Linked DNA regions of Homo sapiens: all the other regions are linked to region 2. A link is an interaction called in ENCODE POLR2A ChIA-PET data of the cell type or tissue named here. Cell type or tissue: PC-3. All regions are shown on one strand. Links, peaks and the distances in the headings refer to the core of each region. The heading gives the core; the rest is flanking DNA.

What was found. Peaks named below come from ENCODE experiments on the same cell type or tissue, not always from the same donor. Only the 100,000 strongest peaks of a DNase experiment are listed, where the experiment ranks them.
Region 1: POLR2A ChIA-PET joins it to region 2 with 5 read pairs; 1 of 35 experiments calls an interaction of 5 or more read pairs at or near these places.
Region 3: POLR2A ChIA-PET joins it to region 2 with 6 read pairs; 1 of 35 experiments calls an interaction of 5 or more read pairs at or near these places.

The regions. Positions count from the first base shown.
Region 1 is chr12:26,029,386-26,040,470 of GRCh38, reverse strand. The region is part of intron 2 of RASSF8 (Ras association domain family member 8); the gene reads right to left. Among named protein-coding and RNA genes, the nearest start is that of RASSF8-AS1, 75 kb to the right of the region's middle. In PC-3, for the core only: no CTCF peak of the experiment used is centred there; no DNase peak of the experiment used is centred there.
Region 2 is chr12:26,107,629-26,118,713 of GRCh38, reverse strand. No RefSeq gene overlaps it. Among named protein-coding and RNA genes, the nearest start is that of BHLHE41, 12 kb to the left of the region's middle. RefSeq lists a silencer at 4,205-4,554. In PC-3, for the core only: no CTCF peak of the experiment used is centred there; DNase peaks (open chromatin) are centred at 4,193 and 4,363; H3K4me3 peaks cover 1,689 bases; H3K27ac peaks cover 2,135 bases.
Region 3 is chr12:26,048,336-26,059,420 of GRCh38, reverse strand. RASSF8 (Ras association domain family member 8) reads right to left here. Exons shown (of 6, transcript NM_001394098.1): 3 at 3,975-4,185. The coding sequence starts at 4,077. Among named protein-coding and RNA genes, the nearest start is that of BHLHE41, 71 kb to the left of the region's middle. In PC-3, for the core only: no CTCF peak of the experiment used is centred there; a DNase peak (open chromatin) is centred at 6,590; H3K4me3 peaks cover 477 bases; H3K27ac peaks cover 1,923 bases.

The DNA.
Region 1 (11,085 bases), core at 4,279-6,778, 80 kb after region 2:
ACTTTAGAACAAAATACTTTTCCTCCTCCGGGTAAGATGCCACTTCACCACTCCCCTCGGCCACTATTACCCCCCAGTAACCTTCACCGCATGTCCTACCTCACTGATATTAGCCCACTTTGGAAGTCTTTCCACTGCTCAAAATTTACTTACTAGTGGCAGAATGATAAGGGAATGAAGTTGGGAAATTTTCTGGTTCCAACCCAAGGAGCCAATTATTTGCGTTTAGCTATCACACTAAAAATCTTATGTTAAGGAGATAAACAATTTCCTAATTTCTTTTTTAAAAGTCAATAATACTAATATATTTAAAGTTATGATTCAACCATTAAAAAGGCAAAAAAAGATTATTAAAAATAAAACAAAAGAACCACAGTTTAAGTGAATCTTAATGCTCAAATAAATGGCGCTGAGAGATTAATCAAAGTCAAGAAAATGAAGTCATAATTTAATTTTAAATACATGATATGATTCATAAGCTCTATGTTAATTACAGTATTACCAGGGTCAGACATTCAGTAACATACATGATTATGTAGAAAAGACAAAAAAGACAAACATTATTTCTCTGTCTAAAGTTATTTATTCATTAAATCCAGGCAAATCAATTAATTTCTTTACATTAAGCCATTAGTTATACCTTTTATTTAAACAGATCCACTCAAAAAGTAAATAACAAGTAAAAGCAAAAGTTTTCGCCTCAACTCCCAGGTCACAGGGTGATTCTTTCAGAAGAAACATGGCAAAAACATTGAATGAAAATTCATATTATTAGAAAAATCAATGGAAGACGACATGGGAATCACCAACTACTGGTACTGTTAATGTACCACGAAGTTTATGCAATAGGCAACAGGTTAATTACAACTCTGAGATAACACCTTCTGGGTTTTTTTTCTCTGAAAAATTCAAATAGTGTTGATAAGTCTTAGATAACTTACAAAGTTAGGCAAGGCATTTAACACTATCATTTTGCAACACCGACCCCCGCCCCCACCAAAACAGCAAACAGCTAAGATTAACTGATCTACTCAAGAGTTAAGTTACAAGAACTGAATAAAGAACTCAAGTCCCAAGCCCTCCACCCTCTAACACCCAGCCTCAATAGGAGTCTACCACTGAAATCAGAACTCTGCCCACCTGGACCTGCTATTATCCCCCCCAGTCTCACAAGGGAACTATGAGCAGCAGACAGAGAGATCACGTTCCACCTGCCTAAGAAAAAAACAGAATGAAGACTGTCGTATCTACTTAGCAAAAGCTAATTCTTCTGGCAATGCTGTGAAAGTTACCTTAAGAATTCACCTTCTGAACCTGACCTGAGCAGTATGCCAAATTTCATAGGAGTAGGATCCCCAATGAAACTCACTGCCGTGGATCATTCCTTTCCCAATCACAAGGAACATCCATGATGTTCCTTACAGTTCTGTGATTCTAATGCTTCACACTGTGAAACAATTAAAATAGCTTTTTAAAAAAAGAATTCAAAAGCAAACTTTAGAAATATAAACATTTTCTAGAAAAATAAGGGAAAAAGTCCTACACTTATGTAGAAAGAATAAATATCTGTGCATGTACCACAAAGCTCTAAGTAGAAAAGACTGACACAGACCTGAATGATAGGAAGGATTTGTCTTTGAAAACAAAGGAGTAATTTATCAGGGCAATAAAATTCATTGTGAGGACACTAAAGTCAAATTAAATAAAACCAACAAAAACAATGTCCTAGTTTTGTGCACTGGGAGCTAGGGCTTCACTGAGCACTACTTATATCTGTTGGAAACCAAGCAAATTAAATATGTTCCCTTTTAAAAGTGTGTGTGTGTGTGTGTGTGTGTGTGTGTGTGTGTGTGTGTGTGTGTTTTAATAAGAACATTTTAAAAAACAAAGCATTTATTTTCCCAAATTAATCTTGGGAATTAAAGAGTAGGTTATACAAGGTTTTTGGAGTTTTTCAAATGTGCCCTGGGTAACAGTGACGAATATGTATGCTGAAGATACATTTAAAAGCCAAATATCTAGTTTTGTAGTTTTGGCCTTTCCAGTATGCCTCAGAAGCTGAGGTTCTAAACACAAAGTATAAAAACACACAAGTACATTTGCAGGATCTACGGTGCTCATAAATGAAAATGCAAAATACTTTCAAGGAAACAGTCAAAACTACAGTTTTTAGCTTATTTTTGTGGTCTTCATTGTATTTCATCTAGTCAGTTCTATTTCCAAAGGGACTGAGGTTCTCTGAGACCGTGATCATGAAACAAAGCTTCACTCTAAGAATAAAAGTACAAAACAGTAGGGTCTGAGAGCAAACTATTTTATCACAGTGCCATTAGTTCATCCAAAGCATACACAACACGTGCAACCTGTGTGTTGACTCCAGAAGTTTATAATCCCAACTCAATATGACTGTGATGGGGGTGTGTACAGGGTAGAAAGACAACACACCAAAGAGGAGGGGATGCCGTGCAAATACACACAGCACAGGCACTCAGCCCAGTCCCAGAATTGAGCTGGCCTTGGTTAATACATACCTGCTTTTCTCCCTCTCTCCACCTTTAAATTGTTTCACACTCAGGCTAGCTGGCTAGGGCACAATTTTCCTTTAGTCTCTGACTGAGAAAACAAGCTTGCTGTGGTGACCCTTTAGGGGAAGCTCTTGGTTTCAGGACACAGCCACTCCTCTGAAGCTTCCCCCTGCATCTCATACAAGTATCTCTTTAGCACCCACCTCCTAACAAAAGTGTCATGAAGGCCCACCAGCCACATAAAGGCTATCCATGCAATGAAATATATTTGCTTGTGAAAATAACTACCTGAATTCACTGTGCTAAGCTTGTTGTTTCTATGCCAATCTCATTGCTAGTTATAAACATCAAATAATAAAAACAAAAATATTATTAACTAAACACAATTTGGTAATAAAATGTTTAAAAATGGAATGAAGATTTTGGTAAAAGTATAATAAAATGGGATCTTGGTAGTAAAATAATTATAAACTCTACCCCCTTTCTAAATATGCCCTAAAAAGTATACAAAATACAAAAACTATATGAAATACCTTGTAAGAAAATTTAAACTTATTTGTATAGCGTTTACTTTTTAAAGAGTGTACCAAAGGGAGTGAGGGTGGTGTTTGGCAGTGACAAAGATCCACGGAGGTGACAAAAGAGTATCTTATCACTGATATTGCTTAAAATATCTGGACCATGGTGATAAGGAAGGTCAGCTTTCAGGACTCTTAATTTTATTGTTTTCAAATTCTGTACAGACACTGTTTCCCACCCTGCCTCTTCCTACTGCCCCGCCCTGGGTACAGCACTGTCAAGCAATTATCCGAATTTAATCTTTACGGCTTTTATAGTCCCTGGGTAGACTTTTTCACACAATAAAAGAAGGGGATTTCAAACAAATTATTAGGCAACCAACCAATACTGTTAATAGTAAAATTAGATAAACTCTGAGATATAAAAGGAAAACACCAACTTCCTATCACTTAGATACTACTTTATCCTAGGGTAATACACATACAGTTTTTTGTTTTTTTTTTATTTTTTTGTGATGGAGTCTTGCTCTGTCGCCCAGGCTGGAGTGCAGTGGTGTTATCTCGGCTCACTTCAACCTCTGCCTCCTGGGTTCAAGTGATTCTCCTGCCTCAGCTTCCCTAATAGCTGGGCGTGTGCCACCAAGCCTGGCTAATTTTTTATTTTTTTATTTTTTATTTTTTTAGTAGAGACAGGGTTTCACCATGTTGGCCAGGCTAGTCTTGAACTCCTGACCTCAGGTGATCCACCTGCTTTAGCCTCCCAAAGTGTTGGGATTATAGGCGTGAGCCACTGCGCTCGACCAGACATACACTTTTTAAAAAATTCAAGTTACCAGTCTTCTGGGCTATATTAAATATTAAATATTAGTCTCAAAGTCATCTTGGCTCTTTTAAAATAAAAATTAGGACATCTTACATTAAAATTTAAAAAATGAAACTGTTCCAAATGGCCCATATATAAAAATAACTTTCTAAAAAATAATAAATATTGAAATAAGTATCAAAATTTTAAGAATAGCTTAAATTTTTGTTAAATGCTTTTCTATTTATTCCTTGGTAAGAATTTTTCAGTTCAAGAAACAGAAGCCTTCTCTTTTTCTTGAAGGGATGGATGAAACAAAACAAAACGAAACAGAAACAGAAGCCATTGGTTTCCCCCGATGTGCCCTCCAATTATAAAGATATGATTCACAAAAAATATTCAGAGCGTCTCTGCCATTGCTGATCTTATCCAGAAGTTAGCGAGGAACATGGATTTAAGCAAGAGAGGCCCAGATGTAGATTAATATTAAAGAGATGAATGAGTGATCACTGGGAGTAAACTAGGTTGTTCTTGAATGGATTTGAGCTGAAGAAAAAAGCTAAAATGAAGAAGCTGTCATGGTATCTGCCCTTTAGACTGAGTTTGGGCCCTTATGCTCAGAGGAGTGAAATCATGGATGGCTTTATATATATATAAATTATAAATATATAATATATAAAAATATATGAAATATATGATATATATCATATATATGAAATCATATATGATTATAATTATATATAATATATAATATATAATTTTATTATATTTTATATAATACATAATTATATGAAATTATATTATATATAATTTCATATATTGTATATCTAGTGATGTATATCATATATATCAGATATATAGTGATATATGTATTATATGCTACTTGGGCTAGAAATGGAAGAACTTCACACAGTTAACATTTCTTTAAAAAAAAACAAGTGTTTATTGTAAGAGAAAAAATTTTAAGCCCAGAAAATACTGAAAAGGTGAAATTATATAATTATATAAAATTATATATATAATTATGTATACAATATAAAATTATATATACAATATATAATATAAAATATATACACTATATATAATTTTTATATATAATTTCATATAATTATATTATATAATTATATAATTTCATATAATTATATAATTATATAATATAATTATATAATTTCATATACTTATATTATATAATTATATAATTTCATATACTTATATAATTATATAATTTCATATAATTATATTATATGATTATATAATTTCATCTTTTCAGTATTTTCTGGGCTTAAAATTTTTTCTCTTACAATAAACACTTTCATTTTGTTTAAAGAAATATTAACTGTGTGAAGAAGTTCTTCTGTTTCTAGCCGAAGTAGCATTCTTCTCAGCCAACTTTGAAGACAGGGACTAGCTATCACTAAACCCTACAACTTATCATACAAGAGTAAAACTGGTTGGAAAGCCATTTCCACAGAGTAGGGGTCAGTGCCTTAGTACAGCCTAGAAGAGAAGTTCATTAACTAACCTTACTTCTAGGGATTAATAATTTTTACCAGTAGTATTGGACAACTGGAAAAACGTCTATTAAAGTTTATAGGGCAACACCAGAGTAATCACCATAATACCAAAAATAGGATAGTTCATAGTGACTAATTCACACAGAAATTAAAAACCAAATGCTATGACAAACAGTACCTAGAAAGGTAAAAGCAGTCTACAACAAACCAATGAGAATGCATCTACACTTGGTGAATCTGCTGTATGGTGTTTTTTAGTTAGATGTTTTTTTTTAATGTAGCTTAAATATCATGAATTTTAATAGGCACATTACATGGAAAAGATGTAATAAATAATTTTGCTGTGTTTGGATCTTATCCCACCCTTGTTTGATTTCCCCTCATGCATTCTAGCTAGGATGTAAAAAGTAGGAGGTTCCTTAATTTCGAAATATGGGAAATAAATGCTGGAGGAAAAGGAATAGGAGTTACTTAGCCTGTCAGAAAGAATAATGATCTTTTTCTCCCCCCTAAGATTATTTGCTTAGTCATTCCCACTGAAAAGAATGAGTTTAATTTTGGAAGTGGTAGGAATGATAGAAATCCTAGATCAAGCTTGTCCAACATGTGGCCTGCGGGCTGCATGCGGCCCAGATGGCTTTAAATGCGGCCCAACATAAATGCATAATCTTTCTTAAAACATCATGAGATTTTTTTTTTTTTTTTACTTCATCTGCTATTGTTAGTGTATTTTATGTGTTGCCCAAGTCAATTCTTCTTCCAATGTGGCCCAGGGAAGCCAAAAGATTGAACACCTCTGTCCTAGACAGACCATAGGGCTATTTTGTCCTGCCCCTGTGGACTTAGGGACATTGACACATCTCCCCTCACTCCTACTCCTTCACCCCCAAATCCCAGCTAATGCTGTGATTATCTTAGTTGAACAGTGTGCCACGTGCTTACCATTTGCCCACCTCACTCCAGCCCGTTCTTCAACTACTCCCCACCTTTGTGAGGCAGCCACATCTCCCTGCCCTGCCATGTATTGCTTCCTCTGCTTGGAACATCTTTCTCCCCACTCCACCACCACCTCCCTGCTAGCTTGCTGGGGTCTGGTCGACATGATGGTGGTGGGGAGAAGGCACCAGCAGATCCAAGTGCTTCCTCTTTGCTAGGCACATACAACGACTCAGAATAATCCACTGAGGTCATGTTTTTATTCTCATCCCCATTTTACAAATGAGGCCCTGGAGGCTCAGAAAGGTGAACTAGTTGGAGACAATACAACTGGTAGGAGATGGGAGCTGAGATCTGAGTGGAGGCTGATTTGAGAGTCCTGGCATTCAACCTTTATCTGGAAGGTGGCAAACTTGACAGGGACAAGGCAGATGTGCATATTAAATGCAAAGAAACAGTTTTCACCTCCACAAAGAAATATGCCATTAAAAAATTTCAATACTTGGCTCTACGTTTCTTTCTTTCTATGAAGATGGATACTATTCATCTTATGCCTCTATCATTAAAAAAAAGAAACCCAACAGTGTTTGCAGAACTTATTTCCTTTTTCCCTCCAAAATAACAATCTGGATAATCATATTAATATCATTTTTCTAGCAAAACCACTTACATTCTAGAAAATGCTAATGTGCTTTTAGCATGAAAGAATGAAAATAATACCTAAGCTTTAACACAAATATAGTGGAAAAATATAAAAAGATGTGGAAGATCTCATTATTCTTGTCATTTTATATTGTGAAATCAAAAACATGCTATAAAACAATTTGTGGGTTTTCTGTTATGACCTGAAAGATCACAATTTTTACTTAGTGCTTCAATACATACATGAGAAAATACCAAATTCTTTTGCTCAAAGGAACTCCAGCATACCTTGAAATGGCCTGAGAGCTGAGCCTCAGTTTTGGTAAGAATGTGGTCTCCCACTGATCAACTTGATCCCCTCTGGTCTCATTACAGAGTATTTATGATTCAGCTGAACCATTTAGCAACATTTAAACCATCCTTAGTATTTACCTCAGGGGAAAAGTCACATTTCAAGGATAGTTGAAGTATCTAATATATTTAGTTGCTACTCTAAAGAAGACAGGCCTGCTTGAAAACAAGATCACAGCATACATTGCTCTCTGCAGGACCTCTGTGGGTAGGAAGCTCTTTCTTTTAACTGATTATGTAATATTTTAGCTTTGGTAGTAAAAGATTCCAGATGTTTACTCTAACAGCTTTGTAGACACATGGGGATTGATGTTAGACACATAATCACTGGTTTTGGAGCAGGGCCAATTGTGTACATACGCTGTTTAATTATGTTGACACTCCAGACATTTCAAACATCAACAGAATTTCTCAGCTCATATTCCCATTATGATTCCTGCTTTAAATGATTATAGATGGGTATGGAAACTGGGCATTACGCATGCTAATGAAATCTATCTAGCTCTTTTCACTTTTAATAGATTTGGAGGTTTCATGGGTTAAAACTCCCTTAAGCTATAAATTGCAGGTAAATATAATAAAAAAACTGCCAGGAAACATTTCCCTCAGAATTTTTTGTTGCATGCTAATGTAGCAATTTCAAAAAAATTTGTCATTGTTCTCCTTCCTAAAAATTCACATGTCACAAGGGAACCTTTGACTCAGCCATGAAACAGTCCCAAGAGTCCTAGAACTTGACTTTGGGAAATACTTCTCCATACAAACAGTGCTAGAAGTTTGTTTTCTATCAACATTCCAAAGTTTGTTACCTAGATGATTTGGAACAACCTGCTATGAGTACGAAAAACATACACAGAATTTTAATGTATATTAATGACTCAAATTTCTCCCACTTCCTTTCGGGGAAAATGAAGCAATAACATACACAATATTCCCATAAACTTTTTAAAAGACATTTCAAAGTTTTATATGTGAAAATGCAAAATGACTAGCTCATCACAAGAAAGGATAAACTGGGCTAACAAACTGCTACAAACTGAAGGACCTTTTCAAAAAAGCAAGCTCAATGGAAAATTCCCTGATTGGTAAATTTTCCAGATACAAAATTTCCAAGCATCTCAAGACCATAGTTCTCCTAAGTCACTACTTCTGGGATATGGGAAGTTTCCTTCATGTACTGTAAGCTGCTGACATCATGCACATAAATGTAAACCAAAACATGTATTTCATCAAAGTAACTAACATGATGATGAGAAACAGGATATTTTGAAACATATTTATAAGCAAAACATATAGGTCAGATTAAGCCATTGAAGCATCTCCTCAGATTTTTTAGATTACTCTGAATAAGAAATATTTTCAAAAATGATGGAAATATCTGTAGTTTTACATGTGTGGCTGCTATTGAAATCTCTATTAACCCTCTTTTTCTCAAGTTCTCCCATTCCCACTCTGATCCCGCAGACCCTACCTAACAAGTGCCTTTAGAAGCAGGCAAGCATTTTCTAGTCCTCTATTTTAAGTCTCTCAGACCACCAACTACTTACCATTCTTACTGCCAACAGCAATAGTTCCAAACCTTTATCATCTCAGGTCCTTATAATTTTATAGTTGCTTACACCTCTCTGTGATCCACCTGGCACACTGCCACCAAATCTGACCCTGCCCTCAGTTGGGCTCAAATCCTGTTAGTAACTCTACTGGGCCTGTGGCAGAAGCTTAACAAAGGGCTGCTGATTGAGTTCAAGAACTCTACACTGATTTCACACCATCATGATGAGGATGGATGGGTCTCACGTGTAACGATGAGCCAAAATATACTTTGAGAATCCAAGTTAAATGGCAGTGTTTAGAAAAAAAAATACTGAAACAATCTAGCATCTTGGGGTGTTGGAATTTTAAAGGTTTGACAATTGGCAAAATCAAAGTAATCCAGAAATCTAACCCAATGTACTGGCAGAGTATCACAAACCCTCATAATACCTCAAAAAAAAATGGGGCAGGGGGAGTCTACAAGTTAAATTTGGCACCAAGTTACTAGTTGTAAAATAAAGCTTATTTGATTGTTGTCTCAGGCATTACGTAACTGTAAAGAGTCTTCATTTATACTGAAAGCTGCAGCAGTAAAAGCTGCAGACATATTTAAGAAGAAATATCATATTTCCTACTGCTTCAACTCACTGTTCCTGACCATCTTGAAGGGGTCTGCAAGTTATGGCCCGCTACCTGGTTTGTAAATAAAGTTGAATTGAAAACAGTCGGGTTCATTCATTTACGTACTGTCTATGGCTGCTCATGTGCTACAATGAAGTTGAGTAGTAACAACAGGGACCATATTGCCTGCAAAGCCTAAAATATTTATTTACCTAGCCCCAAAACCAGGCACTTGTCTGGTACAGTATGGGTGAGGAAATACTTTTTAAGTCCTAACTTTGTTCCAGAAGTTAATCTGGGCTGCTTATCTACTAAAATCTAAGTTTAGGAAAAAAAAAAAAGATAACTTCGGGGATGTCTATTTGGTTTGAAAAGAAAGAAGTTAAATATTATTCACTTGACTAACATGTATTTCTAAGTGGGAATTTCTGTTGCACTGCAACATCTCAGCATTTTTACTATGGCATTAGTAACAGCACTGCAGAGCATCACAGGCTGTAAAAACATTTCCATGTGTGATAGACAAAAACCCAATACCGGAATAAAAGGAATAGAATCCATCTTATCCGGACAAGTGGTTTTAAAAAGTCATCCTACAGAGCCCTGCAGAACTTTCATTGAAAACAAGCACAATTACATGGAATGAATTTGTTTCTGCTTCTTGTAGCCCCTCTACCTGGGCTTATAAACCATGAGAAAGAAGGAAGATTTACACTGTCACAGAAAATACTTAAAAACCAAGGCTTTTGAATAAAATGAGTTTTTATTTTCTCCTGAATAAAACATTATTTGGATCATGGGGGGAAAAAAACCTACTAAGAATTATTTTATCACTAAGTGTAATTAATACAAGTCACTATAATGTTTATCAATTATATACTAGAAAACAAATGAACTGAAATCAACTTTGAGACAATTTAGACATACGGTATCATAATCAAAATCCCAAGAGAAAGATACTTTATCTTTTTGCCACATTTTATTTCAAAATTTATTTTTACAAAAAATAAATTAGTTGCCCTAAACTCTTTTTAAATAAAGTGATGCACAAATAAGCAAACCAGCAAAGACTGTAATAAAAACAAAACTGACGATTTGGTGGTCATTTACTGGCAGACTAAACAAGTTAAGAATAAATATCTCTGAGGAAGCAAGCCAATTAAATGTTGGTTAGATGGCTGATTCAAAGATAAATAGTAGCCAGGAGTATAACTCGGACGTCATAGTTTGAGATTGATTTTTTTTTCCTTTAACCAGTGGGTAAAACTGTTTTTCTGTTATAATAATAATGGTCAACATTTAAACCAACAGAGAAGTTTTAAGTTTTAATAACAAAAGAGTGCCAAGGAAATGATCTTGTTCCTCAGAACAAAAAATAATCTGTTAAGGAAATATTTTGGATCTCAAATTAAGGCCAATCATGAGTACAGAGCACAGCTGATGATTAACAGAAGATGCCGCATTTAAACACGGTGGCAGAAGACACTGATTTACTTCTAATGAATATATAGTACATTATAAAAAGTGACAAAACATAAACATATGAATATAATGTAAACAACAGTAAAAAGAAATCTTTTTGTTTCTTGAAATTGGGGCTTATGGTTTTAGCCACCAGAGGTCACCCTTCCCCAGACAGATTA
Region 2 (11,085 bases), core at 2,839-5,338:
TATATTGAATTGAAAAAAAATGGCCCTTCCCTCCCCTCCAAAGAGCTAACCTTAAGCACGTTTTCAAGGCACTAGAAACAACACTTTAATAGCTATGTAAAATTTGGAGTTTTAGTTCCTATCATTGTGAAACTATTTTTCATTTAGTTCCCTGTTTCTGGCCATCCAGGCGATGACTTTGGTTATTGCCCACCACCCGAGATTTGTTCAAAAGTTATGTAAAAGGAGGCTCAGCCTACTCCTTTCTATGTCACAGGTCAATTCTTAACCTTTCCATGGAAAGTGATTGCCAGTGGAGCCTCTGGAGAGACATGGCTGGGCAAACACACGAAGGACTTTTACATTAGCTAGAAATGAACAGAGCTCTCATGAATGACTTAAGACCATTATATTGCCAAAAGCTGGCTGTACTGTTGTGATCATGGTATTTTACTTCAGGTAGCAACCTGATATTTTTCATTAAACAAAAATTCTTAACCTATTGGACCCTCAGCTCAATATATTTAGACCCACCCATTGTTCTCACTGTTATTTTAAACAAGTTCAAGATGGATTTACAGTGCATGCTAAAGTCCCATGGAAGTTCTAGTTTTTCATAGAAGAATTTAAGTAAGGGATTGACGTGGGAAATTATCACATATTTTGTGTGATTAAGATGGGATTTATACTAGAAAACATGCGCAGCATGTACTTTAAAAATATGCTATTCTAGGAGTTGTACGTTTGTCTTAAAATCGGGTTTCTTATGCTCGTTCAGAGATTCCATATTGAAAACTCCAAACAAATATAAAACCACCTTTTTTAAATGTTGATATTTTAAAATTCTAAATTCAGTGATGCCTAGTTTGTCCGACAGGAGGGACAGTCAGTGGTTTAGAAAACTAAAACTTCTATGTTCAAATGCCAGTGCTGTTTTTCATTTTTGAATTTTTAGTGGAAAGCATACTAAAATGTATTACACATATCCTCTAAATGTCTTAACCTGGACATACTTAACCTTTCTCAATAATTCAGGGTCATCATTGTAAACATCATTTTTGCACTATGCATGACATCTGGGAGTAATTGCACCTGCACCAAATTTTTTTTTGAGTTCTACCTGCTTTTTATAGGGTTTTTCAGTCTCTTTACGCACAGCTAGCCTGTCAGCTGTCACTTCTTGAAGCCTCAGAGTGCTTCCTCCATCTCTTATCTAATTTGCTACCTCTGACTTACTGTGGGCTGGGAAACCATTTAAACACTACCACGCCCATTTGAAATGTGCTAAAATTAGAGTAAATAGGCTCTGACAGAGGACCTGAGGGTTTGTTCTACAAGTAAGTTGTGTGAATTTGTAGAATCTGTGACCTTTTTTATTTCCTTTAACTTCCAGATAGATTCTCAGCTTTTTTATTTCCTTTAACTTCCAGATTCTCAGCGATGCTTCTTATGCAAATGCCTTCAAGATTACTTATGCAAATGCCTTCAAATACGTTATATATTTTGCCATCATTTTATTACATAAAAATAAAAGCAACTTGCTAATGGTTTTAGCCCACAACTAACCACAAAATAAACAAATTTGCATGTCAGGAATAAGTTATTTGATTAGATGAACACCTCTCTCTAGTTGCTAAGAATAGGGGAGGGAGGGCCACTAGTGAAACTGACTCAGCATTTTGATTTAAGGATGACTCTGGCTCCTGCTTCTAGTATGTAACCTCCCCTGCCTCTGGGTATTGGACTTCTTGGGCAGCCGGCAGAATGCAAAAGTATTCTGGGGAACTGGCAGGATGGGTGTGTAGGTCCAGATGCTGCCTCTGAATTTAGACACACCCATGGTGAGAGGTTTCAGACTCCTCATCGATTACAGCATATTCCTTTTCTTCTTGAGTTTATGGATTCAATAAATGGTGTGGGGATTCAGATATTTGTTTTGCTTGCTGTATGTGAGGTGCCATGGTAAGTGCTAGAGAATCAAAGATTAACCTCTGAAGATCTCAGAGTCTAGTGTGGGTGATAGACCTATACTAAAATAAATTACATTGCAACACAGTAAGTGTTATCCAGGGATGGATACACTGCTGTGGTGGGGGTGGGAGCTACTAATTACATCCAAGTGAGGAGGCCTAGGTGAGAAGTAGCTGGGTTTTACAGAAGGAACGGCAGCACAATAAGGGCATGAGGCCATCTCCAAAGAGAAGGTTCTGGCCGACCCTGCTCCCGTGCTAAGCTGCACTACACTTTATTTACGTTTTTATAGTAAAATTTTCTTTATTTAGAGATGACATTATCAGGTACATAAATCATAGGGAATCAATCTACCAAAAAAAAATCCTACTAGAACAAATACAAGAATTTAGAAAAGCTACAGAAGAAAACATCAATAAACAAATATACATTGTATTTTTATACACTAGCAATGAACAACTGGAAATTAAACTTTAAAAAGTGCCATTTACAATAAGCTGCAGTACAGTTTAATTGGCTATATTTGACTTGAGGTCTAAGCAAGGATTTCCTAACTTGCCAGTCTCTTTAGAGCGTGACTGCTATGCTGGCTCTCACCAAAATCGCCTCCTGAGGATTTGAACCATGGGCTGGGACTAGGGAGTCACGATATTTCCTGCTGCGAAGTGAGATATGATAGTATTCAGAGCATGATCATATCTCATGTGGTAGGGGAACGAAAGCAGTACCTCATGAGCAGCTCTTTGTCTCACCTCCTCCATCTATCTGTTTTACAAAAGAAACTAATGGTGACTTCTTTCCCTTCGAGTAAGGGAGTGAGAGAGACTGAGCAGTTCTAGAGGGAAACATGGCATCCTAAGGCCTGATTTTCAAAAACCTTTGGGAGGAAGCTGAGGCAAAGAACTAGTCCAAGGTCATAGAGCTCAGTAAGAGAACCAGGATTTTTGGTTCTGAGTCTAGTGCTCTTTATACTTTTATGCCATAGTTTTAGTAATGGGGAGGGACAGGCTAAGGTTTTCTCATGGAATGAGTTGAGCTAGCCCATGTGCGATCCTCAAAGGCAGAGTATACTTGCTGGTGGAGAAGGAAAGATTATCACCATAATAATCTTGCTAAATTATGGCATAGAGCATGCAATAATTTTGAGAGAGATGAAATTCTAGGGAAATAATTTTCAAAGTCTCCTACAAATAACCATACTATTCCATCATCCACTCACTTTGGAGACATCCAGAAATGTGCCTTTCCTAGTTTGGAAGTCTCCACATAACGGTGGGCTTTCTGCCCCTCTATACCTGTGTGGTCCTGGTTGTGCCCTAGAGGTTCTCTATAACAGAAGGGATCTAGGACCAAAATAACCTATGAAGCTGGTCAGAGAGAACCTCTAGAATCCAGCAAGCTGGAGAGAGGGCCATGTGCTACAGTTTTTATATAGAGTATTTTTAGGGCACTGTGAACTTTAGCTAAGGTTTCAATTTTGGAGCCTTTTCCATATGGGTGTGCACACAGAATATTATGTGCTGCACAACAGAGATATTGAGTATCTGCCAGATAGTTTAATACATGTTGCTTCCATATGCGGCCTTGCGGCTTCCTCACTGTGATTCGAAAATTAGCTGTAACAGGGGGACTTCAGTCTGACCCAACTCCTGGCGACCTGTAACTCAGAGCAACCAGAAAAACCCTTATAGTATTATAAAGACACAGGATTCTAAGACACCTTAAGCAGGACTTAGTTTTCAAATACATATTATCTTGAACAAGGCTTATCTATCTGCCTAGCCATATCGTGGTTGTGTAAACCGCGTATGACCAGAGAGGCACCTGACTGCAGGCACCCCCGAAGGCCTCTGCAGACCCAAGTGGGCGCGATAATGGATCGATTTCTGAACTGTGCCTGCTAAGATCCTCATTTTAAAACTAGTAAACCAACCCTTGCTCCTTGAATCACCGTTTGAGCGCTGCATGGGGGGTTGGAGGGAAAGGAGGGGGGAATAATGTCATCAGCCTTGAGCTCTTCAAGGGGCTCTAGGATTGGAGAGAGAGGAAAAGCATTCTTAGGTTGCCTAGCGATAAAGCTGCAGATGATATCATTCTCCCCGAGGCCGGCCTCCCCGCCTGGTTTTCCTTCCTCCCTTCCCTGCTCCAGTCTCCCACGCCTGGGTTCAAAGTACAGCCGCGCGGGGTTAGGGAACCGGGGCCGGACGCGGCGCTGTCACGTGTGCCCGCACATGTCTGGGCGCACGCTGAGCAGCACGTGAGAGGGGGCCGGGGAGGGGCGGGGCCTGCTCGCCGTCCTACGCGCGTGCGCGTCCACAGTTCTCCAGACGCTGGCCCCGGGGCGCTGGCGGGCGGCGGGATGGGGGACCGTGGGGCCGAGGGCGGAGCCGAGGCGGCCGGGCCCGGGCGCGCTCTCCCGACAGCTGCACCACACCCTTCCCGGCTGCGTCTCCGCGGGCCAGCCCTGGGTAGTCATCCCTCCCGAATTAAAGCTGGCTCTGACTCGGGACTCCTCAAACCATTCTGACACAGCAGTTTCCGAGCGGCCCTCCTGGGCGCGGGTTACGCGAAGGTCGACACCCGCCTCAGAAGGGCCTTGGGGCGGGAACTCCGGTCTAGAGCGGGCCGCGGCCGGGCGGGACCTCAGCAGGTCCAGGCCCCGGGCCAGGACTTGCGGGGAAAACCCCAGGTGGTGGGTGGGGGTGGGGAGAAAGTGCCAGAGGAGAGTTCTGGGCAAACGAGGTGTCGCAGTACCGGCTGTCTGAGGCATTACATCTTTTCACTGGGCTCACGTGGAGTTTTGCAAATTGAATTCCCACTAATTAAGTACTAGGCGATTTGTTTAATTGTGATGAAATACACTGGGACTTTCCGTTCAAGGTGTAAAGTAAGAGAAGTGATTTTATGGCACGAACGGATTTTGCATGGTGCAGTAAAATGAAGGAAACTAATGTAGCCAGGGGCCGGGGGATGGATTTGTTGTTTTTTTTTTGTTTGTTTGTTTGGTTGGGTTTTTTTTGGTAAATTACCATCTAGTTATTTACAAACCCCTTTTGGGCAAATTGGTCATCTAACACTTTCACTCTTGGAAGTGACCACGTTGATTTTGTAACACTTTCTGAAACATGCCTGTTTATAAACAGCCTAAAATGAACAATTACTTTGGAGTAATTTGGAGTTCATGGTGTCTTTTAGATAACTGAGTATACCCAAGGGTGTTGCAAAAGTAGAGAAGTACCACTACCCTCTGCAAATATGGCTTTGGTCATGTGATGGAAAAAGATCTCAGACGTTGCCAGAAATATCTGGACAGGTCAGGTGCCAGTATTTGCTAAGACATTACAGAATGGTTGTAATCTCTCCAGTCTAAATGGCACAGTGAGTGCCACCCTGGAGACAGGCTGCTGGAAGCTAACAGACATTAACAAAGCACAAGGCATCCTTTGTTTGTTGTTTGTCTGTTAATGATATGTATGCATAATGTCCTATAGGTTGAGTTTCAATTGCACTTCCTCCCCGCGGCCCCCCACCACGTTAGACCGTTTGCACGAGACAGTTTAGTCATTAATATTCTGAAAGGTTGAAAAAGCAAAGATAAACTTCAAACATTCACTCAAATATATATTGAGCTTCTATATGTGCCAGGCGTTGGAGATACAGCAGCGATCATACAGGCAAGTTCATCACCGCTCGTGATGTTTACGACTCCTAGCAAAGTCTCAAAGCTTCCCAGGCATTTGCCAACACAATGATTATTTACGACAATTAGTCATCCTCTCCCTCAGCATGAAATTTTTTCAGTTGGCCCTTAGGAAGAATGTCAGGTGAAAGGGCTGGATCTCTAATCCTATCAATTCCTACTCACGGTCTCCTCTTTCTTCTCCCCTTTCCTCACTCCTTTCATACTAGCCTCCCTGCTGGTCTTCCAGCAGGACAGGCTTGATTCTTTACCAGAATGTTTGCATTTTTTCCTTCTTCTGCCTGCAAGACTGGGTCCCCAGATATCTGGAAAGCCAATTCCGTCACCTTTTCTCTCCATGTTTTGTAAGTCTCTTTTCAAATACCGTTCTTTAGAAAGGCCTTCCCCGAGCAACCCATAGGCAATGTATAAAATGCTTCCTCCCCACCAACATCATCCTTTATTTTTACTGTTTTGTTTTTCTAAATAGCAGGTATCACCTGTCATTACAACGATGTACTGTGTGTGTATACACACTCATAATCTGTTTATTGCTTGTCCACCTCACTAGGATAAGCAGGGACTTAGTTTGGTTCGTTGCTTTGTGCAATGCAAGAATGGTGTCTGGCAATAAATAAGTAAATAAACATGGCCTTTTGTAAATAAATATGTATGACTCTCAATAAATATTTTCTGGATGAATGAACATTTCTAGCAACTAGTTCAGTTTGATCGCCTCCAAAGATAACAGCGCACAACTTTTCAAAGCATCACATTGCGTGTTACGAACCCATGTCCTCCACTCTTACTGAACACCTATGTCCCAGGCACTGTGTGATCCAAAGAATAAACTACATAGAGAAGTCAGCAAGTGGTAAGGAGGCAAAGGCAGTGAACATCTTATACCTGCAAGTGGGAAAAGATTCAGCCTGATTCGGAAGCTTATTGGAAACAGTGATGAAGCATTAATGGAGTTCCCTTAACAATAGAGTTAATTCAATTTCACCTTAGTCCAAATGATTGCAAGTTACCATGTCTAAAAAATTGCTCATCTAGAGAAGTTCCTTCTGTAAAATTGAAAATTAAAGGAGATTTTGATCATTTGATCCCTTTAGTCAGCAAGAATAGCTGTAATAGCCCTGTAGAGGAAGAAATGAGTTTCAAAACTTGCAAGGTAGGTTGTATCTCACCTCTTAGATGGCCCCAACCCCTGTGTGGAAACAGACCCTCAGAATGTGACCCATGATGGAATGTACAACACATGAGACTAAGGCTTGACAGTCTCAGCTGCTTCAGCTCTAGGCTGGCTCTACCAGGTGTGGTCATCTTTGTCCCTTAATCAATGAGCTTCTTCAAAGCAAGGCTCAGTATTTATTTGTGTAATCTCAGCACCTAGCACAATGCCTGGCACACAGTAAGTACTCAATAAATGACTATTGAAATCCAAACCCGCCTTTCCATTCCCACAGTGACTATTCAAACCCTTATCAACTCTCACCTGGACTGTTGCAAGAGCCTACTTAACGGCCTTTGTCCAATCTCCCTTTCCCCAAGCATTGAACACACAGCCAGCACAATTAACTTTGTTTCTTTTTTTTTCCCCCAAGATGGAGTCTTGCTCAGTCCCACAGAGCTGGAGTGCAGTGGCACGATCTCGGCTCACTGCAACCTCCGCCTCCCGGGTTCAAGGGTTCAAGCAATTCCTCCTGCCTCAGCCTCCCGAGTAGCTGGGATTACAGGCGCTGCCACCATGCCCAGCTAATTTTTGTATTTTTAGTAGAGACAGGGTTTCACCATGTTGGGCAGACTGGTCTCGAACTTCTGACCTTGTGGTCCATTCGCCTTGGCCTCCCAAAGTGCTGGGATTACAGACGTGAGCCACCGCGCCCAGTCAATTAACTTTCTAAACACAGAAGGTATACTAAAGCATAGTATACTTCATACAGTCATGAAGAATGTGTGAAGGCTTAAACCTTCCCTTCTGGTTTCACTCTCTTCCATTTCCTTCCTTGTCCTGTTTTCCCCCACCGAAAGATGAGCATCTAATGGCCTAGTTGCACGGAACTACTGCAAGTTCCCTGAATATGCTTTGCACTCTCAAATGTTTGTCTTTAGGTAGATTAACTTACATTTGGATACCTCCTACTCATCCTTCAAAACTCAGCTCAAATTGCACCTCCTCTGTGAAAACTTCCATAACTATTTTAGTCAAAACTTAACCTCACCCACTTCTTTACTCTTAGCCCTTTCTTTAAATCTCCATTTTGATGTTTAACATCTTATTCCACAAACGTGCATGTACAAGAAGTGATGGATATTCTTATTTTCTCTCATTAAGTCTGACTTCACGCTACTTCCCCAAGGGCTGTTGGAAAATGATCTCAGTCATTGTGGACTCTCCTGTCCCCCTCCCCTCCCCAAACTCTCTAGGATTTTCACAAGGACTCGGGATTTCAGGAACCAGGGGAAGGACCCCTTCTTTCTCAGACTGCCCTAGATAATTGTCAGTGTCAGAGCCTGCTGTTTGGTATCCTTGCCTTCTCTGTCACTTTCTAGGTAGGAGTCTTTGCTGATGCTGGAAGTCCTAGGCCTTTGGGGCATTGTGTCCCTATTCCCCTCCTGGGCTTTGCCACGCCCAAGGAGCTGCACACCTGTGCCCCACTGCTTATTGCTTCTGCCTCCACTCCTTCCCCCTAACATAATTTCCAGCTTTATTTAGAGAGGGCTGCAGAGACCAGGCAGCTAACCTGAATGAATGGTATTGGCAGAGAAAATGGTAGGGACCAGAGTGAACTGGAGGTTGCGCCTCCTTTAAAAGGGACAGACATTACTCAGCTCCAAGCAATTGCAGCCTGGTGAAAACGTAGGCCCAGTATTGCGAGATCATCCAATTTTTCCAGGAAAAGCTGAAATCTAGATTTTATGTGAAATCTACTTTCAAAATGTTGGCAATTATTTTTGAAAACTTCAAAACACTATTCATTACAAATGAAATCTATCTGTTAAAGTATTATTCAATCTGGAGAAGGCTGCTTTGAGACCTCTGCTATAAAAAAGAAAAAAATAAAGGGCCTGGTAGGAGGTTTGCTTCAAAACTCCCCTGATGTAACTAGCCCCAGAGCCATTCTTGAAAATGGTTGAGGGGGGAAATGCAAGGAGAACAGACAGAGAGTAACGTCTCAGTAAATCATCCTGTCACATTGAGACTCTTCACATTGTATTGTAATTAATTGTGTATGTCTCCAGCACCTGGACGCCCTAACAGTCCTGTCAGGCAGATTGGCACCACCTCCAGCCTTCGCTTGGCCTGCACTGCTGTCTGTCAGACTGTTTACTTGTTCTTAGCTCCTTCTCGAATTTCCTTATGACCCTCCCAGACCTCTCTCTCCCACTTACCCAAGACCTCGGCTTATTTCCAGACTCCTCTCTCTCAGGAAAACCCCTATTTCACCAAGAAAATTCTGCCAATGGTCATGCTTTCCCCAGCTTTCAGCCCTCCCTGCTTTCCTCCTCCCGTGTCCTCACTTTCCTTCCAGCTGCAGAGGAAATGTGACCCTCCTCCTGCTCAAAGCCAAGGCTTCCACTTGTGCCGTTGGTGATGCATTGAAACTACCTGTTAAAACTTCCCTATCCGCCGCATGTAACAAGTCTGGACCTCTGTTAAGAGAGATCTGTTGTTCATTCATCATCGCATTCCTGGAGTCTAGTACGCTGCCTGGGACAGGGAAGAGGCTCAATAAACATTTATTGAATAAATACCTTTTTAAAAACTCTGGAGGCTGGGCCAGTCCTTAAACTTTCTAGAGACACGAGACAACTGTTGAAACCTGAGTTTTCATAGGTTATTGATCTCGAGAGGGTAGTTCCCCTGACTCTGTGCATGGGCTAAATTTGGAGGAGATAATCCAGGAGGGAATGTAGCTGGCAGGCCAGGGAGTTTCTCCTGGGTCAGGTTGGTGCCATCCAGCTGTGAGTTTGCTGTATGAAACCTCCTGTCTGTCTTCTCTGGTTACTGCTGGTGAGGCTGGCATTCTGGTACTTGCTGAGGGGAGCAAAGGGGAGCCTCCATGACCAAGGTGTCACATTGCTCTCTGTCCTCTTGGGTTTTTACCCCATTAAGACACCACTACTCCATTAAAAGATTATTTTGGGGGAAAAGACAGATAAGCTCCAAGCCCTCTTACTCCTTGTATGTTTTCTCTTCTTTTTACTTCTAACTTAAACTTTTTTTTTATGTTTGATGATATCTTAACATCCATATAAATCATCTGATTATTTTTATCTTTAATCCTACTCTCATGAAGGATTAAAGTATCTCATGTCCTATTTTAAATCTTACCTTATTACCCTGTTGGCTTTCAACCTTTACTTACTTAGAATATCTGCTTTAAATTATTTCATAACTGACCTCATTTTTAACTTTGACCTTAGTTATTTTAACCTTCTAATTTTCTTTTTAAATTTATCTTCTTGCTCCAACCTTTATTCCATTTATCTTATAGCTCATACTTCTGTTTTATTAGGGCTTTTAAAAATAGTTTTCTTGGTTTAAAATTTGGCTTGTTACTCGTTTAAAATTTTTTATTCTTATTTCTTAATTTACAGCTTTTACTTGGTTTAAAGTATTCTAGCATCATTTAGCATCACATTCTAATCTTTTATTTTTTCTTCCTCTCTTTTTTGGCACCATAACTTTTTTTTTAACCCTTTTCTCTTATTTACAAGTCTGTCATTCAACCTAGCTCAAATAATGACTTGTAAGAAGCCCATTGAATACAGGAATCTTCTTTGCCCTTGCCCTTCTTTCTGCCAGTCACCACTATAACTAAATTTTTTTTGCATTAATGTTGCTTTTTGCCACAGCATTCTATGCAGTCTTTATTTTTACATTGTCTGGTTTAAAATCCATAGTCTTTAATTTTTTTTGGTTGCAAAGAACAAACCCATTTGATTGTAACAAATGCATAAATAAGGAAACCAGAATCTCAGTCACTAGGTAGGCCAGGCATCCTGTCAATCCTATGAAAAGTCCTCAGGAAGAGCTGAAAGTCTTGTGGAGTTAGGCCTCACAGGCACAAGAACAAAAAAGGGTTCAGAGGCAAATGCAATATCAATGTGGGAATCGTTATTTTATGGCTTAACACATGTAACCTAACTATATCTGAATTTCAAAGATAAGAAGAAAATCATATTAACATCCAAGGAAAAAGAAGCAAGCCACTCAAGAGGGAAACAATGGCCATGTTCAGGTATCCCCAGATTCCTCCAAAGCAATTCTTATTACAGAAGGCAGAGGAGCAGGATTTATACCATTGCTACTCAAAAGTGTGGTCCATGAACCAGCAGCATTGGCATCGCCTGTGAGCTTATTAGAAATGCAGAATCTCAGTTGCCATTCCAGATCTACTGAATCAGAATCTGCATTTTGACCAGATGCAAAGATGATTCCAATGGAC
Region 3 (11,085 bases), core at 5,188-7,687, 62 kb after region 2:
GTAGAAAAGTAATCAATTTTTAAATTTCTGAAATTGATATTTTACATGTGAAGCTAAGAGTTAAATATGACAAAGTACATATTTCTTTCCTTGTCTTCTCAATGACACCAAGTATCAAAGTACCGTGGATCAGAAATCCTTTTCCTCAATCTCCTTGATTTCCTTCTCTTCCTTCTTTCCTCTCTCATCTTTTGTTAGCTGGACTTTTATTTCTGTGTTAAGCTCTAAGCTGCCTGAGGGCAGAAATACATCCTTGTCATATTTTTGGTTTGAGATAAAAGCAAATGCATTTTCTCCATTATAACTTGAGATAGATGATCTGTCAAAGGCTTTCTGTTTCACTTAGATTTGAGAAGCAGTTTAGACTCTGAAAAAAATGCATTTCTGAGATATTTTACAGGGGAAACAAAGTAGAACATTTAAATTGGGAATGTTTCAGAAAGTTCAGGGTGTACAGTGACAAACTCCGAGTGCACTCTTGCAGGACAGTTGAACCACTTCATGCCAAGAAGAGGTTTCAACTAAGGTTTCACTTTTAGTTATTCTGTCATCATTTGAGCATGTGTCCTACATCCATCACCTAAATCTAATCTGTCAAGATTGTCAGATTAGTGTAGAAAAGATTTCTTCCTATAGATTCAACATCTTTCATCAAACTATGTTGTTTCTAGCTCTTTGCTAATTCAATTTGATTGATTAGTAGCATGAAGAAAACCTTAGCTGTCATATATATATTTGCAGGTTGACAACTTGTGTGCATATTTTCATAGTAAGTCATTTTGATAGTTTCTATGGTTTCCTAAAAATAATTTTAACTATCCAGAAAAAAACCTGTAACTCCTAATCAAGAATACACTCTGTGTGTGTGTGTGTGTGTGTGTGCGCGCGCGCGTGCGCATGTGTGTAGTGCCCCCATGAGGCAAAGACGCGCACTTAAACCTAAGAAACCAGTCTACAAATTGCTTCACTATACATTCTTGACAGCCACCTGTGGTTCTGGTCATCAGTCCATGCTCTACTAATAATCTAGCTAGCCACTTACTGTGTTAGGCCTTGGAAGTTCTGGGGTTGCTTTTCAGAGCAGCAATTTTCTCTAATTAATAAACTCTCACCACAGAAATCAGGATCCACAGCTCTCGGCTACTTGCCAGTGGAGTCATCTCCAGATGAATTCTGAGTTCAATGAAGTATTTACGATACAGAAAGAGTTGTTTGGCCAAGTTTGGAGGAATATCATAAAACATTTGTATTGAAGTTGTCAACTTTTCAAAACAGCTCTTGGATTGAGTTATTGAGAAAGTAAAAATAGGAGGGCAGATTTAGTTAAAATGTGTTTTTGGCTTGTTCACAAATAAGTATACTCTGTAGTCCAAGTGGGCAAGCACATACATGGTACCTCCGGGCATTTTCCCCTTGAAATTCTGTGTAAAAAGTGTGATTATGCAAACAACCCCATAAAAGTGGGCAAAGGATATGAACAGACACTTCTCAAAAGAAGACATTTATGCAGCCAACAGACACATGAAAAAATGCTCACCATCACTGTCCATCAGAGAAATGCAAATCAAAACCACAATGAGATACCATCTCACACCAGTTGGAATGGCGATCATTAAAAAGTCAGGAAACAACAGATGCTGGAGAGGACGTGGAGAAATAGGAACATTTTTACACTGTTGGTGGGACTGTAAACTAGTTCAACCATTGTGGAAGACAGTGTGGCGATTCCTCAAGGATCTAGAACTAGAAATACCATTTGACCCAGCCATCCCATTATTGCGTATATACCCAAAGGATTATAAATCACGCTGCTATAAAGACACACGCACACGTATGTTTATTGCAGCACTATTCACAATAGCAAAGACTTGGAACCAACCCAAGTGTCCATCAATGATAGACTGGATTAAGAAAATGTGGCACATATACACCATGGAATACTATGCAGCCATAAAAAAGGATGAGTCCATGTCCTTTGTAAGGATATGGATGAAGCTGGAAACCATCATTCTGAGCAAACTATCACAAGGACAGAAAACCAAACACCACATGTTCTCACTCATAGGTGGGAACTGAACAATGAGAACACTTGGACACAGGGTGGAGAACACCACACACCGGGCCTGTTGTGGGGCGGGGGGATGGGGTAGGGATAGCATTAGGAGAAATATCCAATGTAAATGACTTAATGGGTGCAGCACACCAACATGGCACATATATACATATGTAACAAACCTGCATGTTGTGCACATGTACCCTAGAACTTAAAGTGTAATTTTAAAAAAATGGAACTTCACACACACACACACACACACACACAAAAGTGTCATTATGGACAGATGCAGCTTATAGCACTACTCAACTACCTTGACTTTTGTAAAAACTACTTTTTTTTTTCTTTTTTAGCACTGTCCATGGCTTAATTCCCAAATATAACAAGGAAAGCCAGGTTTGACAATTAATAAACGTAGTCTTCACTAAGAAAAAAAAAGCTGTATATTTTAATTCACATAAATTAAGTGAAGCTCTTAATAGTGACAATTACTAAATAAGCTCATAGAAAGAATATGAAAAAATTAAATGCCTTAATTTTCTCCTCTTTAATAATTAAACTTAAGTCTACATATATAAGATTCTCAAATGCAAAAAGAGTTTCACCGGATGTGAAAGCCCAGAATTTTCAGCATTGCTGCAATATATTCTTGTGCAATAGTGTTTAAGGAAAAATCAAAAGATGTCAATATTACCAGAAAGTCTCTGTCTTGTATAGGGCACTGTAAACCTCTAACAGTGCATCTGCCACATCACAGGTGGCACAATCATCTCTACCAAATGCTAAAGTGCCTTGGCAACAGTATGACTCATTTCAATGCTGAGCTAATTGACATGCTTCCAATATAAACTGGCGAGACATAAAATCAACTTTTGATAAGGAGCTCAAAGACAAAGAGGCCCTGAACACTTAGCATGGTGCTGGCCACACAGCTTCCTCTTAGTACATGTTTGTTAAATGAAAGACTTAAGATGCAAATATAAACTTGGACCCATATTGCTGGTTTTTCTGATGCAGGTGTTTATGCCCTCATCATTTAAGGCAACTAAATATACATAAACTATGATGAAGATAAGCTTAAAATAAATAAGAAGAAAGGGTAAAACATGGTGGGAGAATAACATGAAGCCAAGAGCTGTGCTTCATTTTCACTGTATAATAAGATTTTATTTTATTTTATTTATTGAGACCGAGTTTCGCTGTCACCCAAGCTGTAGTGCAGTGGCATGATCTTGGCTCACTGCAACCTCTGTCTCCTGGGTTGAAGCCATTCTCCTTCCTCAGCCTCCATAGTAGCTGGGATTACAGGTGCGCACCACCACGCCCGGCTAATTTTTGTAGTTTTATTAAAGACGGGTTTGACCATGTTTGCCAGGCTGGTCTCGAACTCCTGACCTCAAGTGATCTGCCTGCCTCAGCCTCCCAAAGTGCTGGGATTACAGGCGTGAGCCACCATGCCCAGCCAATCATAAGATTTTAAAAGTATACATTATCTTTCCAGTGAAGAACGATGTTATTTCATTTGTTGTATTTTCTGAAAGTATGGAGAAATAAACAATAGGTGGGATTTTTCCTAATGAGGGATTCTGGGAACTAAGAATCTAAATTCTTAATCTGGGTCTAAATTTTGGCTCATGGAAACATCTTTAGTTTCAGAAGTCACTGTTTAGGCTGAACAACAGGAGAGGAGAAGGCAGTGTAGATGTTAACTCAGGGTTAGTAAAATCTAGGGGTGTCAGAGAACAAGCATCATCACAGATGTACCTAAACACAGGCAAACTGTAATAAGTACAAGAGTGCCTGTGAGACTTATTATGGAACCAAATGAACAAAATCCCCTAGAAATCTATATTTAAAACAAACACATACAACGAAAGAAAGCACAATGTACTTTTCTCAGATACCCACAGAGTTCACTCACCTATTGCTTGAGCTAAGGCTATGACAACCTCCTGGCAAGTTGTGACTTCAGTGACTCCACAAACAATCCTCTGAACTCCATCCACCCATACTTTAAGTTCCATGGTGCACCGGCCAGTCACTCAAGGTCCCTGAGAGTGGTCATCAGGGTGTTAGGTCATGTCTCTAGCTGCAGGAACACGGAGTGGAGAAGACTAAGTCTGTGTAGTCAGCTAAAAAAGGGCAAAAAATCACTTGTAATAAAATGAATCAACATTTCTTCTAGTAAGTATGTAAGTATTACACAAAACAAATTTTAACATATCATAATCTTACTGAAGTACACAGGCTTATTTTACAGAAATGAATTAAGCAACACAAATGCAACTACAGTCACCTATCATGACAGTGTTTCATGTTACAACTATTTTTATCATAATTTTAATCATGAACTCATGCTCCATTACATTAAAAATTCCTATTTAGTTGCCAAGCCCTATTCAATATATGCGCTGTTTTTCTGTCCTGTTTTTTTTCTTTTTGGATTATTTCATTAGGATAATTTCTGAGGCAAAACTAAAGAAAAAAAGTTTGTCATTTTAGGAATTATCAATAAAATTGAACCACTTTGCAGTGTGCAGTGTTTTGCCAATACTATTAACAAATTTAAGAACAGTTGTCAAAGTATCTTACTCAGCTCACATTCCTGATTTAAAACAAACAAACAAACAAAAAAACTGCTACCTGTCTGCCTTCCTAATATTTTTTTCCCTTATTATTTCATTCTCTCTTCTCATGTATGATGTCTTGACAACTGTTTTAAATGTGTCCCTTGCCTCCCTCTCCCCACAGGACAAAGAGTGTCTTCCCGCTGAAATGCCAACACCAGGCACAGCATGAGGGCAGGTGGGTAAAAAATCTTAGTCAAAGGAAACGAATTCCTTTGACGACCAACAGTTTCCTCATGTGTGAACTGTTTATCCTTTTCTCATTTAACTGGGTTTGATAGTTTTCTTAAATTACAAGAGTTATTCAAAAAATATAAACATTAACCGTTTGTTCTACTTGCTGTGTTTACCCAGTGTTTGATTTTGTATTTGGCTGCATTATAAGCAAAGCAGAAATTTTTACTTTGTCATATAGTCAAACCAAATATTCTTTATTTCCTGTATCGATAAGAATGTTACTAGCCTGCTAAAAATGATCACAATTCTTTTTCCTGTGGGTTTAAAAAAACTCTCAACTCTTCCTATGTAAATTCTCTAATCAATCTGATTTTTTGTTTGTCCATTGTTTTGTGGTCTTCCCACGTCTTTGTTGTTAAAATTCATGAGATATAATAAACATTGATTTAATTAAGAGAACATTTGGATTTGTTTATAGGTTTACAGTGGCACTGGTATTTCAGAATTAATGGCTTATTTAAAAGCTTATTTTAAAAACACTAGAAATTTTTCTTGTAAAACAGTAGTTACTACAAACAGTGGCTTAGTCCCTTGCACATTCTTTTAAAAGACCTAAGACAGTTCTAGGCCATCTGGTCACCTGGATAGGTAAGTCAGAACACATGCAAGGGGAAGGAGAATAAACCTAATTATTTTCTCCAGAGAAGGTACACAAATCCTTTTTGTCATCCTAAAAACAAGAAAGGCCTGGCTGAACATTAATCTCCTAGCACTTTGCTTTAGCTCTCTGCATATGACACAGCATAGGTTTCATTATCCCCTGTATGAAGAAAGAAGGGGCCACCTTGGCAATGACAAGCTGATTCCATAACTGTGCTCCTCAGTTATGAGGGCCTGTGAGATGTTAAAGTTCCTGGGGATAAAGGCTTCCAAAGTTAAAGAAATGTTAAGAAAGCCAGTAAATAAAGTTAAACAAGTTCCTTTACAGCTAGACTTCTCTGAGACTTTAATAGGCTGGTGTGCACTCTAAATTTCAAAGGAGAGTTTTATATGCTGCCCAATCTAGAGAACATTTAAGAAAACAGAAAAGTTCTGACTTGTTTCCTCTTCTGCGAGGCACTCTACTTACTAAAAATAGAATATGTTTTATTCTTTCTTGGGATAAAATTAAGGTATCAAAAATGGCCTAAGATTAATATATTGCTTTATTAAATTTTTGTAAAAGCTGGATTAAAGTCTATTTAAAGTGCCTTCTTATTCATTAAAATATCTTAAACTTGGGAAATCAAGCAAGAAAGGGTACAGATCTCATTAAAGCCCCCCTGCCACCAAGAAACCCATCATTTCAAATGATTCTATAGGACTTTTTTTTTTTTCAATTGTGGAAGAAAACATAAGATCTATCCATTTAACACATTTTTAAGTACATGATACAGTATTATTAACTACAGGCATCATGTTGGACAGCAGATCTCTAGAACTTACTCATAATTGTGTAACTGAAACTTTATACCCCTTCTACAAGCAACTGCCCATTTCGCCCTGTCCGCAGCCCCCAACAACCTACATTCTATTCTGTTTCTATAAATCTGATGTTAGGTATCTCACAGACGTTTTATATTCCTTTTTAGACTTTAGCATACTGCCACATATTTTCCTATCTGAATTATCATTGTTTCACTTTGAACTTTTAGTCATATATTGAGTCATTAATTCAACATAGTATTGGAAATTCAGGCCAGGGCAATCAGGCAAGAGAAAGAAATAAAGTGTAGTCAAATGGGAGGAGAGGAAGTCAAGTTGTCTTTCTTTGCAGATGACATGATCCAATATCTGGAAAACCCCATCGTCTCAGCCCAAAATACTCCACTCTAGGAGCTGTAACCCTGATCTTTATATCAACTCCAACAGTTCTATGCCCAGCCCCAGAACCAGACTAGAGAGTAAAATGGAAGACCTACACTGTAGGTGCGTGTGGTGGATTGGTCATCGTTCAGACTAAAGACCTAGGAAGCAAAAGGACACTCCAATTGGAATTTGGAATATATTTTTCCATGGAAACAGTGATGCAGATAGAAGGCTCTACTGCAAAGGTTTTAATATAGTTCAGTTATTGTCTTCATTATGAGGTTTCCAGATGCAAATCACTATTATTTTAATAGTTTTTACAATGAAGCACTAGGCTTATTCACTAACATGCTACCAGGGAACAAGTATTCTTTAGCTAAGAACCATTTATTGTCATAATATCCTCCTGGAATTGAGCATTTGCATTTGTGGAAACATATTACCTCAAGATCAATGCTTTCTTAAAGGAATTACAGCCAATCTTCATTATTTGCAGATTCCATATTTGTGAAACCTACCTAGTTGCTAAAAATTTGTTTGTAATCCCAAAAATCACTATTTGTGGTGCTTTCAGGGTTATTTGTGGATACGCACAGGGTGTGAAAGTTTTTAGCTGACACACACGCTCCCAGCTGAGACTGAACAAGGTGACATTGCCTTTGTGTTTCAGCTCTCATACTGTCAACATGTGTCCTTTCTCAGTCTACTTGGTGCCATGTTTTTTGTGAGTTTTGTTGGTGGGATTTCACCATTTAAAATGGCCCCCAAGCATAGTGCTGAAGTGGTGTCCAGGGTTTCTGAGGCAAGAAGGCTGTGAGGTGACCCATGGGGAAAACATATATATTATGTAAACTTTGTTTAGGCATGAGTTATAGTGCTGTTGGGTGTGGGTTCAACGTTAATGAATCAGTAAGCACTCAGTTGAGTTTCTTATTCAAAGCCCACCTCCAGATAGTTTATTGACAATTATATTTTTCTCAACCATATGCAATGTTAAAGCTCTGTCTGTGACTTTGAAATAGAGACTTCTCTCATACCCAGAGGTTTTAATCAGCAGTGCATAAAACAGTACCGGAAATCTTTTGGGAGTACAATATTTTGTAGAATAACTAAAGAATAGCACTTATTTCTGAATTAACGATTTGGGTAAATTTTGGTCTGCCAATATTTATACTTATTGCATATTAAATATAAATGTTTATATTTAATGTTTATTAAATAAGTTATCTTTAAACAGAAAAAAACACATAAAGCAAGGTTATGTATTGATGGGTTCTAAAAATGTTGTGACCAGAAACTCCCCAAAAACTAACAGGAATATTCATTATTAAATTGAATAAGCTCATGCTCTTTCTTCTACTATTCATTACCTTCAGGTGCCAGCATTCACACATGCCCAGTGATTTAACACTCTCAAATATTACACACTTAAGTATTTGGCAATTGTGGAAATAAATGGCACAAGTACTTATTACATGTTAGGCACCATGCACCATGTTTCATTTATTCCTCACAACATAATTCATCAAGTTAGATATGATTAGTCTCATTTCAATATGAGAAAAGTGAGTCTCGGAGAGTTTAAATAACTTTTCCAGTGTCAAAAAAATCTAGTAATTTGGGACACATATTTGAAATTTGGCTGAATACAGAAACTAAAGAATAAATAAGGCTAGGGTTCCCAAAAGGATTCACTGTACCCAATAAATGTTTTTTTAAAATGTCCTAAACCACCCTAAGAAATCTTATCTTTAATCACCTGGAAACTGGTTTTTGTCAATAAACAACGATCAGATAATATATACAAACTTGCCATTTCAAAACAAAGAAAAGAGGTGCTAAATCATGCTAAGAAACTGCAAAGAATTAATTAATTCAAAGAATCTATGAAAAACACATGCCAGCAAAATGAGCATCTGATGCTCAGGTTCCTTTTTCAGCATCAATGAATTATTCCTTCAGTTTTGGAAAATCACATCCAGCTTTATTTCTACAGAATCCTAAATAAAATATGTCTGAACATACACATTAATTTTAACTCCTGTCTTAAATACAAAGCAAAATTTCTTGGAGATTTTCTGCATTTTCTTTAAATTCACACTATTAAAATATACTTTCTGGAATAAGTCATTTTGTTTGAGACAATGTTGATTAGTGGAAACAAGATGCACCAAGGTTCAAATCCCGAGTCTACTACCTCTTGTGTGATTTGAGTCAAGACGCATATTTTTCCAAGCAGCATTTGTAAGAAATGGCATGAAATAATGTCTTTTCAAATTGTACCTTATCTAGTACAGGGCTCGGCACACAGTTTGAATTCAAGAGTTAGGTCTGGGACAGAAGTGAAAGTTCTAACTTAAAAAGTATAAACTTCTTTTTTATGGAAGGACAAATCAATAGCAATGCAAATTTTCAGAAACATTTATACTAATAAGAGCATCTGAAAATAAAGACATTTTAGGTTACTAATCCACATACCTAGAGCAGCAGCACATTCAAAAATTGTAAGCAGATATTAGAAATTGTAATTCATATTTTAAAATTTCAGTCACATCTAGTATAAAACATGCTATGAATCAAGTTAAAGTTATTGGTATGAGAATACTGATCCTTCTATTAAGAATTATGTCTTTGGCTGGGCGTGGTGGCTCACGCCTGTAATTCCAGCACTTTGGGAGGCCGAGGCGGGCAGATCACGAGGTCTGGAGATCAAGACCATCCTGACTAACACACGAAACCCTGTCTCTACTAAAAATACAAAAAATTAGCCGGGCGTGGTGGCGGGCACCTGTAGTCCCAGCTACTTGGGAGGCTGAGGCCAGGAGAATGGTGTGAACCTGGGAGGCGGAGCTTGCAGTGAGCAGATATCACACTATTGCACTCCAGCCTGGGTGACAGAGCGAGACTCCGTCTCAAAAAACAAAAAAAAGAATTCCGTCTTTTCCTTAGGATAAACTTTTCAAATGAATATAACTAGTAACTTTAGTTTTTCATTGAGCATCAAATTTACACTGAGTGCTACAAGGGCACTCAGTTGAGTTTCTTATTAAAAGCCCAGCTCCAGATAGCTTACTGACAATTATATTTTTTCGACCATATACAATGTTAAAGCTCTATGACTTTGAAGTAGAGACTTCTCTCATACCCAGCAGGGTTAATCAACGGTGCATAAAACAGCATTGGAAATCTTTTGGGAGTACAATATGCTGCAGAATAACTGAAGGATGGCACTTATTTCTAAATTAACAATTTGGGTTAATTTTTGCCAGTCAATTAAAGTTCACAGTGGAAATGTAAGATTTTTATGTAGTAATTGTAATTCAAGGAAAAACAAAATCTTTATGTAAAATTACCTGTTTTAGAAAACTAAGAGATATGTTTTCAATAATCAAAGGCTCATCTCAAAAATTAGCCCAGCTTCAGAATAATTCCTCTTACTAATCTAATTTACTAGCCAACACCACTAAAAAGTCATTTCTTCCCATCCCTTCCAAGTTATGTTTTGTAAAATCATTCTAATACCCCATGGAAACACAAGAACATGCTTATTAGACTGAATTCTTCTGTGACATCTATCTGACAGAAGTGCACTTACAAGGCAAGTATTTAGCTTGGGATTTTAAGCCCAGAACACCATACCTTAAAAAAGATGAAGGAGGGCTGGGCACAGTGGTTCACGCCTGTAATCCCAGCACTTTGGGAGGCCAAGGTAGGCGGATCACCTGAGGTCAGGAGTTCGAGACCGGCCTGGCCAATATGGTGAAACCCCGTCTCTACTAAAAATACAAAAAAAAATTAGCTGGGTATGGTGGTGGGCACCTGTAATCCCAGCTACTAGGGAGGCTGAGGCAGGAGAATCGCTTTAACATGAGAGGTGGAGGTTGCGGTGAGCCAAGAATGCACCATTGCACTCCAGCCTGGGCGACAAGAGTGAAACTCCGTCTGAAAAAAACAAAACAAAACAAAACAAACAAACAAAAAACAAAACAAAAACAAAAAGGTGAGAGAGGAAGAAGGCACAGAGAGGCTAGAGAGAGCCATGAGTGGCATGAAAAAATAGCCACTTGGGAGGTATGAAAAATGAAAATAGTGCAAAGGAATGAATGGAGAGCAACACACAGAAATGTACAATTCAGTCTTGGTCAGGGCTTCCAATGGCCCTGTAGCCCTCATTACAAGACAATTCCTGATGGGCCCAATCTCTCCAGTACTAGTAGCCCTGAGTCACCTCTAACTGGAATCCACCATTCCACACAAATGCCATTATTCTCAGCATATGCATCTTTCTTTTCTTTTTTTCCCCCTCCTCTCTACCACTCCAGCCTTGCTATATTCTTCTTCCCAAGTCATAAGCCTACCAGCAACACTCAAAAATACATT